Regions from separate parts of the Homo sapiens genome. Here region 1 is linked to region 2. A link is a contact called in ENCODE Hi-C or POLR2A ChIA-PET data. All regions are on one chromosome and are shown on one strand. The core of a region is the stretch at or near the end of the contact, and the rest is flanking DNA. Distances in the headings are between cores, read along the strand shown. Region 1 overlaps LOC107984788 (a long non-coding RNA gene). Region 2 has its middle 14 kb from the start of DRAIC.

Evidence for each region. A loop is a pair of places that touch in the nucleus more often than their neighbours do. ChIA-PET counts read pairs that join two places held with the same protein, here RNA polymerase II (POLR2A). Pooled maps may share reads with other maps.
Region 1: a loop to region 2 is called in a map of CD8-positive, alpha-beta T cell, with 3 times the contacts of the local background. The contact joins two enhancer-like sites. A Hi-C loop is called at or near these places in 3 of 168 maps with a recorded cell type or tissue (CD8-positive, alpha-beta T cell, PC-9 and naive thymus-derived CD4-positive, alpha-beta T cell) and 12 of 50 pooled maps. POLR2A ChIA-PET finds 5 or more read pairs at or near these places in 2 of 52 experiments (PC-9 and activated naive CD4-positive, alpha-beta T cell).

Annotation. Positions count from the first base shown.
Region 1 is chr15:69,753,286-69,756,908 of GRCh38, reverse strand. LOC107984788 (a long non-coding RNA gene) reads right to left here. Exons shown (of 3, transcript XR_001751592.3): 2 at 703-753. Among named protein-coding and RNA genes, the nearest start is that of LINC00593, 80 kb to the left of the region's middle. Within about 2 kb of position 1,253, at least 6 of the 41 ENCODE cell types and tissues checked have a DNase peak (open chromatin) inside an H3K27ac peak, as active enhancers do.
Region 2 is chr15:69,574,163-69,578,128 of GRCh38, reverse strand. No RefSeq gene overlaps it. Among named protein-coding and RNA genes, the nearest start is that of DRAIC, 14 kb to the right of the region's middle. Within about 2 kb of position 1,938, at least 2 of the 41 ENCODE cell types and tissues checked have a DNase peak (open chromatin) inside an H3K27ac peak, as active enhancers do.

The sequences.
Region 1 (3,623 bases), core at 4-2,503, 180 kb before region 2:
CACTTTAGCTTGCAAAGAAACAACTCTACGTTTTTGCACTCATATTTCATTGCATTATGAAATGATGGATTGCATTATTTAATCAGAGTAACAGGTACAGGTTGAGAAGAAATACAAATAGCCCTCAGTAAGCACACACAGCTCAACCAATGGAAACATATGTGCCCAGGAAAACTGGAGAGAAGCTTCAGTTGGAGCTGCTAGCTTCAAGGGTTTAGTGTATCCCAGGCATGGGCACAGTGCTAGCTGAGTAGTGTGGAGAGTCTACATTAATCTAGCAAGCTGGTCCATTGCAGGTTGCTCAAGAGGGCTTCTGCTGTTTAACTGCACGCAGATGCCACAGCCCTTTGTCACGGACAGAGCACTGTCCAGCGTAATCCTCATGGCCCTTTAAGGGAGGCAGAGAAGATTTTCATATAGGAAAAATGAGGATCAGAGGCCTTGAGTGACTTTCTCAGAGACAAATGTGCAGTAATTACCTCCTTCGTGTCTGTACTGCAGGAGCCCAGCACAGAGTGGACACATGGAAAAAAAGGCCACCGTTTATGAAACAGAAGTGATAGAGCCAGGCCCCAAACCAGGTGGATCTGCTTTGAGAGCCCATGTTCTTTCAACTCACTGATGAACATTTGTGAAATGCACACTATTTGTCAAGAATTATGGCTGGCCCAGATACAAAAGATAGGGCCTATTACTTCTCACCTGTTTAGGGCCATGTGTTTTCCAGCTCTTATTTTTCTCCCCACCTTTCTCCTGGAAAAAAAAACAAAAACTTGTTTTAAAAGGCTCAATTCTTCTGTCTCCTTTGGTGTTAATTCTTCTGCAAAATAGCCTGGGAAGAAACAATTGATTTGAATTATGCCAAAGCTTTTCAGAAGTGGGGATGGACAGAGTGCCCCCCATCCAGTCTCACCTTTACTCTCCACCCCATTTCCTACTTCCACCTCCAAGACTTCCCACACTTATGCAAAACATCCTGGCTGAGTCTCACCAAGAGCTCTAGGGGAAACCCTAAACCTCAGAGTGAAATGAAGGGGCTGATTTGCCCCTGGGGAAATTAGACACAAACAAGGCTGGGGTGAACCACCAGTCTTGAAACTGTTTCTCTGGATTAGTCACAGGGTTACCCACTCATGAATGTTCCTCCCACCTCCTCACTTCAGGCTCTGTTATTCTAGAGGGCTGGCCTGGTTACAAGGGTAGCCAGATTAACTAGGGTCTAAATGGGAGAGCTGGGGCACGGATCATTCACCAAAGAAACCGCAGCGACCTTCCGCCTGGGTGGGGCTTCTCTTCTTTTAACCTCCCGCGAAACTGCTAGTCAGCAGCTCTGTTTCCTGCCATTGCTCGAGGAGATCTTCATGAGTTTCATAGGAGTAGGATTGTGCCTTCAATCCATCATCTTTCTAGGGAAGGTAGCAGTATTTCATTGGCTTATTTCTTAACAAATAATATATTAAAGACTGCTTTCCTCCAGGTACCTGTTAGACACTAGGAATATAGTGGTAAGCAAAGAACTGCTTAGGAGTCTTGCTCTTGTGTTTTTGATGGTTGATCTCAGGTTGTTTAAGAGGCTTCTGCTGTTCAACTGCATATGCGACAGCCCTTTTACATGAACAGAGAGAACTGTCCAGTAATTTAATCCTCATGGCCCCTCAAAGGTGGCAGAGAAAATTTTCATATAGGAAATTAGGATCAGAGGCATTAAGTAACTTTCTCAAAGACAAACGTGTGGTAATTATCTCTTTTATGTCTGTACTGCAGGAGCCCAGCACAGAGTGGACACGAGAAAAGAAATTCTATTGTTTATGAAACAGAAGTGATAGAGCTGGGCCCCAAATTGGGTATATCTGTTTTGAGATTGCTTTGTAACACATATACATCAAATAACTGCTAGAGACCAGGGCAAGGGGGTTCTGTCTGTTTGGTTCACTGCTATATGGTTAAGGCCAAGAAAAGTACCTGGCATACAATAGACATTCAATAAGCATTTGTTGGATGGATGGATGGATGGATGGATGACCCAAACAATTGCAGGTCATGCTGAATGTAAGAATTAAACGTAACATGGATGAGAATGCATCACGGGATTTATCATCTCTTTTGGGTCTGGGGAAGACTTCTTTGCAAAAAATGATAACCCAGACAAGATTCAAGGGGTGAGCAGGAGCTGGCTAAAGGAAGGAGAAGATAGTGGCAGGAGGAGCCACGCAGACACAAGGAATAGCTTGGGTGAAGGTCTTGAAGCAAGAGGGAGCACAGTTTATGAAAGGATGCTGAAGAAAGTTTCCAGAGCTGGAGGACAAGTGGGAAGGAAGGGTTGGTTCAAGGTGACTCTGGAGGGGACAGCAGAGCAGATCCTAGTGGCCTGAGAATAGAACCCTGACCTCTTCCACAGAGCAAGGAGGAATCACTAACCTATGTTCAGCAGGAATCAATGTGGCCAGACTTGCACTGGCATCACAAGTTGAAGTGCTTTTAGGAAGGTCCATTTGGGAGTGTCTAGGTATACATGACCAATGGGAGATGATGAACTTGCCATAGCTTTTAAAGTTTAAAGTGACACATTTCTAGCCTACTACTATTTCACCTTCACATCATTACATAATGTATTTTAACAAATACCGATATTGCATTACTATGTGACAGATGTCATTCTAAGTGCTTTGCAAATATAAACTCTCACATTGGCCTTGTGACATTGGTGCTAATTATTATCCTTTTTAAAAGATGAGGCAACTGGGCTGGGGCATTTAAACCAACACAGCAGATGACAGAATGCCAGAGTCTTCCTCAATTCCTGTGATGCATGGAGGACTCCAGAAGTCTCCATGTGCCCTGTGGAGGGTGTGCAAGGAGACTGGCCTTGGAGCTGCAGTGGGTGAGGTAGCTGGGGAAGACAGATGGGGCTGGAATGAGAGTCAGTCTGCTTTCAGGGGATCCACAGCACCAGCGACAGTACAGTGGGGCCTTGTTGACAGGAAGAGATGGTGCTCTGTGCCTGGGCCCTGCTGCAAACCTAGCATCTCTCCACACAATCCTAATATCCCTTCAGTTTTTCCTCCACCAGGTCATCTGCTTTGCAGATTCTATGTCTTCCTCTTTCTTGGTTGACCGCCTCATTTTAGCAGAACAGTCCCTCCAGCAGCATCCTGAGACAAGGAGAATGCAAGGAAAATGTGGGGGGACTGTCATTTAAAAAATTCTTTAGCGCTCTTGTGGGTTGCTATTTGGCTGGGCATAAATTCTATTTCACAAGTCACTTTTCTTCAGAATTTTAAAGATACTGCTTCTTTGCTTGTAGTTTTCAGTGTTGCTGCTGAGAAGCTCACACTCAATTAATAGTTTGGCTGGGTATAGAATTCTACAGCCTCAGTCAGCCTCCTGAGCCACTGTTGAGGAATCCAACGCCATCCTGTACCCTGATCTTTTATATATGTTTTTGTTTTTATTTGCTTTTCGTTTTTCTTTTCTGGAAGCTTTTGATATTTTTTCTTGATCTATGGTATTCTGAAATTTCCTAATAATTTGCCTCGATGTGGATCTTTTTGTCATTTGCTGTGTTTAGCATGTGGTAGATTCCGATAAGTAAGCTCATGGCTTCAGTTGTGGGAATTTTATTT
Region 2 (3,966 bases), core at 689-3,188:
CCTCCACCCCCATCTAGGGAACCCTTACTGTTTTTCCTCCAATTCAGCTCAAACATCGCCTCCTCTGAGAAGCGGCCCCATGCACCTCCCGCAATGTTCCCATACGAGCCAGTGCAGCCATCATCAGGGCACTTGCCACCGTGAATTGGCAGGCCTCGGGCACATCTCACACCTACAAAACCCAGAGCCCTGCAAGGACTGTGTTCTGTGCTCACACCCCTCTGTGTGTCTAGGCCCTGGTGATCTTATGGCCAATGGTGAGCCTCAGTGAATGACTAAGTGAATGGGTAGTACAGGTAGTGGGTTTGCTGGAATAAAAAGATGTCCATCCACCAGGGACTGGAGGTGACAGCACCAACAAGTCAGGGGGAAGGAAAACAACAAAACCCATCCATCAGGTCCCAGAGGTTTACAGGCAGCTAGAGAGAGACGAGTCTCTCAAGACCGATAACAAGCCAGGGCAGCTTGCAATGAGCTCCGCAGCGCCCTGGTGACCTCCAGAGCTCAGAGGAACAGGGGCACTGGGGAGGGCGGGGGAAGCTTAGGAGGTGGCCTCCTCCCATGCTACCACCCGACCTTCCAGGGACTGAGCAGAATGGAGGCTGAAGGATTGAAGGAGATGCTTTGCTTATCCAACCAAACCCCACCCAGAAGGTGCCTCCAGAGCTCCTGAGGTTCTTGCTGGGAAGAACCTGGTGCCGCCTTTTAACTATGGAGCCTGAGTGCTGGCAGTGGTGAGGGAAAAGGGTAACAAAGGCAGCAGAAAGAGGCATCCCCACCCAGCGAACAGCCAGATGCCAGGCGGGTGTTCCCTTCCCCACCCCAAGGTGGCTGCCTGCAGTGTCTACGTGCTTGTCTTTCTGGAAGACAGGCCCTACTAGGGCTTCAGAGTCAGGCCCAACCTCCTGCCCCCGCAGGAAGGAGCAGAAATGCAGAGCTAAGAGCACCTAGAGAAGGCAGGAAGGGCAGAGATGCAGGTGCACAGGCAACCTCTTCTGTTTGACTTTGGGCCAACTAGGGTTAGGAGTAATGGACTTAACCTGACCTTGGTCTTATATGATCCAGAGAAATGTAAATACTGAAACACAGGCCAACAGTAAAGCAGCAGGTGCAGGGAATCCAGCCACTCCTGGCAAAGTGTCATGGTCCAGCTAAGGACTCCCAGTGACCCAAGCTTCCCCCACCTGTCTCCTTTACCTTACAGGTAGCACCTTCCTCCTCCTTCCTATCCCTACCCCAGGGCCAGGCTGTCTCTCTCTTCCTGACCAGCAAAACCTGAATCTTAGGTTACAAACTCTGGAAGGGGCTCAGAGCTTGGCTGTCCCAAAACCCACTTTTGCAGAGGAGGAAACTGAGGCCCAAGGAAGAAAAAGACCTACTGCAGATCACCTGGCTTCCAGGCTCCTAGCACAAAGCTCTTTGTACTGACGAAGCTCTCAAATCCTGAAAACATCTGCTGTTAGTCCCACCCTCTCCAACCTCCATCCTTTCCCTTTCCCCAAAAAAACAAGAGCTGCATTTTCAGAATTGAAAGTAGGGTGCTAAATGGGCAAAAGTATAGTGGTGGGATCTGAGGCATGGAAGAGGAAAAGCCACAGGGGATGGCCTGAAAACACTGCTGTGTGCTGAGTCAGGCTGCCTGTGCCTGTTCTGCTGTATCCTGGCTCCTGGCTTTCCTCCCCACCCCTGGGCCTGACAGATGACAACTGAAGGTGGGGCCAGCCCAAGAGAGAAAGGGCCAGAGGAAGTTGTGGTGGGTGCCCCGACCCTGGTCCCTAGATATTGTCTGAAGCCTACTGAAGGGTGAGTCTGCATCTTCCAAACACTTGCCCACAACCACAGTGACAGAAGAGGAGCGAGATCTCTCTCTGCTGTAGGTCCAAATGCTACCCTCCTACAATACCAGCAATACTGATGCCACCAACCCCCATGATGGCACCAGGATGGGGAAGGCAGAAACAGGCCTCTGGTGCCCTCTGCTGTTCAGCACTCCCGTGCCACAGCCTGAGGGTTGGCACTGTGGCTGGCAGGGGGACCCAGGGAATGTCTCCAGCCCCTAGGGTTGCCCCAGCTTTTAGCAGCCCTCCATCTACTTCCCAGAAGGATCCAGGAAATGTGTGATGCTGAAGCCCTGGCTAAGGCAATGCACCCGCCAGATCACCCAGGGTGTGGTGTAGTAGCAAACAATCCCCAACACGAAATGGCTCCAAATCAGGCAGGTTTATTTAGCTGGACAAGCTCTGTGTCCATTTTCTAAGATCCAGGTTGAGGCAGTAGCCACCACCATCTGGAATGATGCTGGCTACAGTGACTGAGAGCAAGAGACTGAGGGCCTCACACAGACAGTGAAAAACTTCCACTCACAGCTCACTGGTGGGATCTATCACACAGCCCCACCCAAGCAAAAGAGGCAGAAAGTGCAATCCCACCAGGTGCCCAGAAGTCAGGAGCTAGGGACACTGAAAGGGCACATTCCTGACTACTGATGGCTTCCGGCTCATTCTCCCTCCTGCAAGCAAAGTACCTCATCCCTCCCCAGGGAACGCAGCCCTAGATCCGCCCCAGGGGCAGCATCGTCCTCAGGTGCAGGGTCTCAGGGCGGTATGTTGGCATCCCATATCAGCAGTGAGGGGCAGTAATCCCTGCTTCACACGTAGATGTGGTGCCTCTTGATCCAGTGACCTGCAACCTAAGAATCCCAGTTTCCTGCTGCCTGTTAAAATTCAGTCCTCAGTGGTACAGCCAGGGCTAGAGAGTGGCAAAAAAACACACCAGTAGGAAAGCAGAAAAATGAGAGCCATATCTCAGGGGATACTGCTCCATGGCAGCCCTGCCATCCCTGGGCAGACTTTAAGAGTCCCTGTCCTGGAGGTGGGCATCGTCCTTGATCAGGCAGCTCTGGCCTCTCCCCTGGGTATCTCTCCTCATTGGTTTTTTCTGTGCCCTGCTCCCTTCCCCGTCTGTCTGGCTGCCTCAGTTTCTCCTGACTTAATACCTTGTGCTGTGTGTGGCTCTGTAATGGCCACCTCACTCTTGAGTCTCCCAGACTTCTGAGTGGTCCCAACTTAGGGTCTCAGTTCAAATTCCAGACACACAGAGAGACTCCCATTTCACTGGCCTAACTGATTATTCAGAGCCAGGCACACAAGTCACAGTTATGTCCAGTTTCCGAACGGGCCGTCTGAACAGGGGATGCTGGAGAGACCCCACGCTGCCTGCACATCTGGTGGTGTGGGAGGAGAGCGTGGGCACAGCCATGAAGGATTGTTTTCTCTGAAACACAGAGCGTGGAGTTGCCCTTGAATGTACTCTGAAGACACATGATTTGGGAGGAGGAAGTGAGGTTTGGCCTTCCCCAACCTCAGACTGCTCATTGCTTTCTTTACTCCTCTGAGTCTCAGTTTCCTCATCCATACAGGGGGAACAATAATCACTGTCCTCATCCTTCTCCCTCGCTCACTCCTGTGGGCCCTCATGCCCCTGATGGAACCAGTCCTGGGTCCTGGCTGCCTGAGCTGGGTTCACAGTCTGGGGCTGACCTGTGGCCTGCCTCTCCAGAACATTTGCGTCTGTATAGAGAACTGTTGGAGACTGACAAGCCAACAGGATCAACCCGTAATGGCAAAATATAAGGCAGGGAGATGCCAAAAGAGAGAATACTTTGGTAGGAGGGAGGGAAGCACTCAAGATCTGCCTGGATAAGAATTCTAATCTCTGCTGCTGACTGTTCAGTTCCTCCTTCATGGAAGAAATGAGTCAGGCCTATCTTGAATGACAACTCTTGTTACCAGAATCCTCAGATCATTTCTAGGGTAACTCTCCTTTAAGGGATGTGTGTGGGGGCAGCACTTCGTAGGTACATGCACCCTGCCTCCCTGCCCCACGTGCTCTACATTCTCCCTGTGCTCAGAACTGTGCTGACTCGGGCACAGTTCTGATGATGCGGAAACTAGTGCAGCCCACATT